Regions from separate parts of the Homo sapiens genome. Here region 1 is linked to region 2. The links are chromatin loops, found by intact Hi-C in ENCODE. Cell type or tissue: heart left ventricle. All regions are shown on one strand. Links, peaks and the distances in the headings refer to the core of each region. The heading gives the core; the rest is flanking DNA. Region 1 overlaps IFI35 (interferon induced protein 35). Region 2 overlaps NBR2 (neighbor of BRCA1 lncRNA 2).

Evidence for each region. Hi-C counts contacts between places; a loop is a spot of excess contacts. Peaks named below come from ENCODE experiments on the same cell type or tissue, not always from the same donor. Only the 100,000 strongest peaks of a DNase experiment are listed, where the experiment ranks them.
Region 1: it touches region 2 in a loop (2.2-fold over the local background); 10 of 110 quality-filtered maps call a loop at or near these places.

Annotation. Positions count from the first base shown.
Region 1 is chr17:43,013,945-43,016,838 of GRCh38, reverse strand. It overlaps IFI35 (interferon induced protein 35), which reads right to left. Exons shown (of 7, transcript NM_001330230.2): 7 at 2,383-2,731. The coding sequence ends at 2,540. VAT1 (vesicle amine transport 1) reads left to right here. Exons shown (of 6, transcript NM_006373.4): 5 at 291-532; 6 at 695-2,232. The coding sequence ends at 778. Among named protein-coding and RNA genes, the nearest start is that of VAT1, 7.0 kb to the left of the region's middle. In heart left ventricle, for the core only: no CTCF peak of the experiment used is centred there; a DNase peak (open chromatin) is centred at 1,008; H3K4me3 peaks cover 334 bases; H3K27ac peaks cover 2,241 bases.
Region 2 is chr17:43,153,149-43,156,057 of GRCh38, reverse strand. It overlaps NBR2 (neighbor of BRCA1 lncRNA 2), which reads right to left. Exons shown (of 8, transcript NR_138145.1): 8 at 2,387-2,456. All of the region lies in intron 1 of LOC101929767 (a long non-coding RNA gene), which reads left to right. It also overlaps a transcript of BRCA1 not described here. Among named protein-coding and RNA genes, the nearest start is that of NBR1, 17 kb to the left of the region's middle. In heart left ventricle, for the core only: no CTCF peak of the experiment used is centred there; no DNase peak of the experiment used is centred there.

The DNA.
Region 1 (2,894 bases), core at 1-2,500, 140 kb after region 2:
ACCATTTTGGGCAGGCTGGTCTCGAACTCCTGACCTCAAGTGATCCCCCCACCTTGGCTTCCCAGAGTGCTGGGATTATGGATGTGAGCCATAGCACCCAGCCCCTAGAGCAATTTAAAGTCAGCCAGGGTTGGTTTGGGCCTGGTAACCAGCAGTTTGAGAATTATCCAATCACTCCCTGGCACTGGTGTGGAGAATTGCAAGGGGATCACAGGGAACAGAGAGCACAGATGCAGACACACAGGGATGTGCCTGGGGGGGTTCACAGGCTATGTCACCTTGTCCTTCAGGAATGGCCAACCTGCTGACGGGCCCCAAACGGAACCTGATGGCCCTGGCCCGGACATGGTGGAATCAGTTCAGCGTGACAGCTCTGCAGCTGCTGCAGGCCAACCGGGCTGTGTGTGGCTTCCACCTGGGCTACCTGGATGGTGAGGTGGAGCTGGTCAGTGGTGTGGTGGCCCGCCTCCTGGCTCTGTACAACCAGGGCCACATCAAGCCCCACATTGACTCAGTCTGGCCCTTCGAGAAGGTGAATGTGAGGACTTTGCAGGGAGGGCTTGGGTAGGACTCATGAAGGCTGGGGTCCCAAGGGGCAGATTCCTGGGGAAGAGGAGGGCTGCCTGCATCACACTGGCTCTTGTTGGATGAGGGTTGGATAGCACTGGGAGCCGCATCTTTCCTTCCTCCCCAGGTGGCTGATGCCATGAAACAGATGCAGGAGAAGAAGAATGTGGGCAAGGTCCTCCTGGTTCCAGGGCCAGAGAAGGAGAACTAGGGCAAGTGGCTGTGAGACCCTAGAGACCAGCGAAGGGAGAAGTTGGGAAGCTACGTTCTGTTGGCCACCAGACTTGCATTTCAGCCTCTGTCATAATGCTCTGCCCTCCCTCCCCCGAAGGTCTCTGTGGTGATGACCGCTCTCCCCTGCCCCTCCCCGCTTCCTGACCTCTGAAGAGGTTGGGAAGTGACCATTTGGATGTCTGGGCCCTGCCAAGGCGACAGGGAGGGTCAGAGGGAGGCCGGCTGCTTCCTGCCCCCACCCTTTCCCCGGGCCTGCTGTGCTGCTTTTGTGCCAAGGTTAGCCAGTCCCCCCTGTTGTGTTCCATGTGCTTTCACCTCTGCCTCATCTTTCCTCCCGTCCCTGCCCCGCCACCTCCCCAAAGAATTGAAACGTCAGCTCAGGATATGGGGCCAATCTCTGTGAGTCCAGCATGTACCTGTCTCTCCCTAGTGTCCCTTCAGCCTGGGCTGACCAGTGCCCGCCTCTGGGCTTGACCAGTTCCCAATCTCGTCCTCTGTCCCCAACTTCTTAAGCACAATTGGGCTTCTTCCATCTCCAGGTTTTCTGCCATTCTTAACCAAGGCTGCCTCTTCCAACAGGGCGGGAATCAGACCTACTCCCCTAGGTCACAACTCTGGGAAGGATACAGAGCCCCCACCCTTCACTGAGTTCTCTGGATTTGTTCTCAGTGCCTTAGCAACGAAAACCTGTGCTTGTGTGTGTGTGGCGGCGGGGAGGGAGGATCCTGTTTCCCACCTCCTTCTCCTCCCCTGTACTCCCCAGTGCCTTCCTTGTTCTGGTGGAGCTGGGGTTTCTCTCCTCCCCAGTCCCACAACACTGCCAAAAATCTGTGTATGTGCCATTGGGTGGGGCAGCCCCAAGCCTCCTGGGGAGGCAGGGCAAAAACAGGTGCCCTCATCGTGGTCTGTGCCATGTCCCGTCTCTATGGTGGTTGAGGAGAAAGGCGGGGAAGCTTCCTCAGCCTTGCAGATATGTGTGGCATTTACTAGCCAGAGCTCTGAAAGGCAGTGCTGTCTGTTTCTTGTACTGGGACCAAAGTAAAAATCCAAGCACATTCCCCTTGCAGTTAGGGGAGGCCCTACTGCCTTCTCAAAGCAGAGAGGCAGCTTATCAAACTCAGCCCAAAACTCTGTTTACATGGGTGGGGAGATGGAGCAGGGAAGTACAGAGTGGGATGGTCAGGACCTGGGCCATTGCAACCAAAATGGGGACTTCCTGGGTAGGGAGGTCACTCCCTCTACTCACTGAGCTAGGATTAGGGAGGGTTATTGCCCCAACCATTGCAATGGGAGGTGGAGGGACAGGCTCAGCCTCCTCATTGTCTAAATGAGGCCTAAATGTGTGAAGTGCGATTTCTGCTTTTGTGTACCCCACCACCCCATTACCACAGCTGCCTTTGTGTGTTTGTGTCAATAAAAAGCCAAACCCTGGGTCCTGCTTGTTGCCTCTGAGAGTGGAGGGAAGGTGAGCTCCTGGAAGGCTAGTGCTGCCAGCAGAAGATCTGGGCTGCTTCCTGCCCCCTGCCTCTTTCCATGCCCAAATCACGTTTCCTTTCATGAGTGAAATGAGGAAGAACATCATGGCATGCAGGCTCTTTTTACTGTTCTGGGCAGTGTTTTGCAATGTGTGACCCCTCCGCACTGTTGGTGAACATACAGACCTCCTATATGGGCACCCAAGCCCAGGCCAGTGTGAGAACCTTGGCGGGGGGGTGGGGAGGATGAGAAGGGGAGGCCCCTAGCCTGACTCAGAGGTGAAGACTGCTAGGCCCTGCTGTCCTTGGGGTACGACTGTCAGGGCCTCTACCTCCCCGCCCCCGCGGGTGGGCTTCTGGAAGTGGATCTCCAGGACGTCATGCAGCTCCGGGCCATCCAAGATATCAGGAATGTTGAGCACCAGTACCGAGCGGGGAACTGGCTGCGACCTGATCTGGAAAAGGAGCCAGGAGATGGCAAAGGCTCATGGGAGAAGGGCTGGGGGCTGGGGGTAGGGCAGGCAGTGCCCCATGGGGGTATGAGGTCGGGAGGCCTGGAGAGGCTGATGGTGGGTAGGTAGGTCAGTGGGGTTTGGGGCCTCTGATCCTTCATTGGGC
Region 2 (2,909 bases), core at 103-2,602:
CCCATATTGGCTAGGCTGGTCTCAAACTCCTGACCTCAGGTGATCCACCTGCCTCAGACTCCCAAAGTGCTGGGATTACAGTGTGAGCCACCGCACCTGGCCCTTGTGATCCTTTTCTAAAAAGTTAAATATTTAATGAAAAGAACCACATTCTTGTCGCACTACCAGGATACTTGTTCTTTGATGTCCTGCCTGGACTTTACCCAAAAAATCCATTTCAAAAGTTCACATTTAGGGCTAAGTGTAGTGGCTCATACCTGTAATCCCAGCTGAGGCAGGTGGATCATTTGAGGTCAGGACTTCAAGAACAGCCTGGGCAACATGGTGCAACCCCTTCCCTACCAAAAATACAAAAAAATTAGCCAGGCATGGCAGCATGCGCCTGTAGTCCCAGCTACTTGGAAGGCTGAGGCACAAGAATCACTTCAATCCGAGAGGCAGAGGTTGCAGTGAGCCAAGACCACACCACTGCACTCCAGCCTGAGCAGCAGAGTGAGTGAGACTCCATCTCCCCCCAAAAAAAGTTTCACTGGACATAGTAGCTCACACTTGTAATCCCAGCACTTTGGGAAGCCAAAGCAGGAAGACTGCTTGAGGCCAGTCATTCAAGACCAGCATGGGCAACATAGTGAGATCCTGTCTCTATAAAAATTAATTAACATTAAAAATTAAAAAGATGGCCGGGCATGGTGGCTCACTCCTGTAATCCCAGTACTTTGGGAGGCCAAGGCATGGTGGTGCATGCCTTTAGTCCCAGCTACTCGGGAGGCTGAGGCAGGAGAATCACTTGAACCCAGGAGGCAGAGGTTACAGAGAGCTGAGATTGTGCCACTGCACTCCAGCCTGGGTGACAGAGTGAGACTCTGTCTCAAAAAAAGAAAATTAAAAAGACCAGAATAAAGCTAAAGATTTAAAATAGCTGGCAGGTTCCTACCAAAAGTTACCAGCTACCTCTCTGATGCTCTTTCCCTACAATATCCTCCTGGATTATTACATTTTAGCACCTTGACCTATCTGATGTCCTGCATACACAGGCATGGTCCTGCTCAGGGTTTGCCTTCTCTGCTCCCTCTTTCCTGGAATGCTCTTCCCCTAATTGTTGCATAGCGTGTTTCTTTACATTATTAAGCTGTCCTCTAGTCTCACCTCAGTGAAACCTTTCCTGACTCCCCCCATGTACACCTACCCCCTATACATATTACACTACCTGTTTCCCCTTACCCTGCTTATTTTTTCTCTTTAATACACTTATTCCCATATATTCTTTAATTCTGCATCAACTGTCTACCACACTAGAATGTGAGAGCAGGTTTTATTTTGTAAACTGCTGTATTTCTATCTCCTAGAATAGTACTTGAATATAGTAGTAGATACTTAATAAACACTTGTTATATTAGTATAATAAATGAATTACTCTCAGGAATGCCTTGGTTTTGTGGATAGACAGGTAGGGATGGGAACTGGGGTGATGTATTTTCTAAAGTTTTTATTTTTTAAGCTTATTATTATTATTATTTTGAGACAGAGTCTAGCTCTGTCACCCAGGCTGGAGTGCAGCTTATTATTATTATTTTGAGATGGAGTCTAGCTCTGTCACCCAAGCTGGAGTGCAGTGGGGCAATCTTGGCTCACTGCAACCTGCGCCTCCCAGGTTCAAGCGATTCTCCTGCCTCAGCCTCCTGAGTACCTGGGATTACAGGCGCCTGCCACCATGCCCAGTTAGTTTTTGTATTTTTAGTAGAGATGGGGTTTCACCATGTTGGCCAGGCTGGTCTCGAAATCCTGACCTCGTGATCTGCCGGCCTTGGCCTCCCGAAGTGCTGGGATTACAAGCGTGAGCCCCCGTGCCTGGCCTTATTTTCTTTTTATTGAGACAGAGTCTTCCTCTGTCACCTAGGCTGGAGTGCAGTGGTGTGATCTTGGCTCACTCTGCAACCTCCACCTCCAGGGTTCAAGTGATCCTTCTGCCTTAGCCTCCAAGTAGCTGGCACCACAGGCATGGGACACCACGCCTGGCTAATTTTTGTATTTTTAGTAGAGACGGGGTTTCACCATGTTGTCCAGGATGATCTAGAACTCCTGAGCTCAGGTGATCCACCCACCTCAGCCTCCCAAAGTGCTAGGATTACAAGCATGAGGCACCACGCCCAGCCTTAAGCTTATTATTTTCTAAATTTCCTTTAGTGAGTACCTACTACACTGTTTTTACAAAGTAATCACAAACCAAACATGCGTCTTCTGAAGTGATCTAATAAGAGTACACAGTACCATCTGTAAAGTGTTCTTGCCAAAAGGTTAAACCTGAATTTGATTAGGCCTATAAGTCTAATTTACAGGAAATAAGGTTAGAGGGTTAGCAGGATTGATAAGGAATCAGAGAGACTGATGGGATTGAGGAGGATCTTTATTATTTAGGTGCACCAGCCCAGGTGGATTAACATCCAAAGGACTGAGCCCTGAACAAAGAGTTAAGTTACCTTTTAAGCATTTGGTGGGGTGGGGGAGATCTGTGCAGGGGGAAGCATATTACAGAAGTGAGAAACAAAGACGGTTATTCAATTAATTGAGACATATATTACATCATTTTTTACTTTTCAAGGAAAAACATTTTTTACAACTTGAGTTTATCTGTCTAGTGACCTTGCAGCTGCACAGCTAGGGAAACAGGATCTTCACAGTGCCTGGGAAAGGAGGAGAGATAAGGCTCACTAGCCACAGAAAAACAGGCAGTTAATTTTTAAAGGACTTCAGCTCCTTCTTTTTCTCAGGGGAAATTGGGTTTTCTTACATACAACTGAGTTTCTGCTTACACGTTCTTTAATTTCTTTTAATTCCTGTTCCAGAGGAACATGTTAAACCTCACCATGGGGTTATACAATCAGCAAAATCCAAAATGCACAAAACTCTAC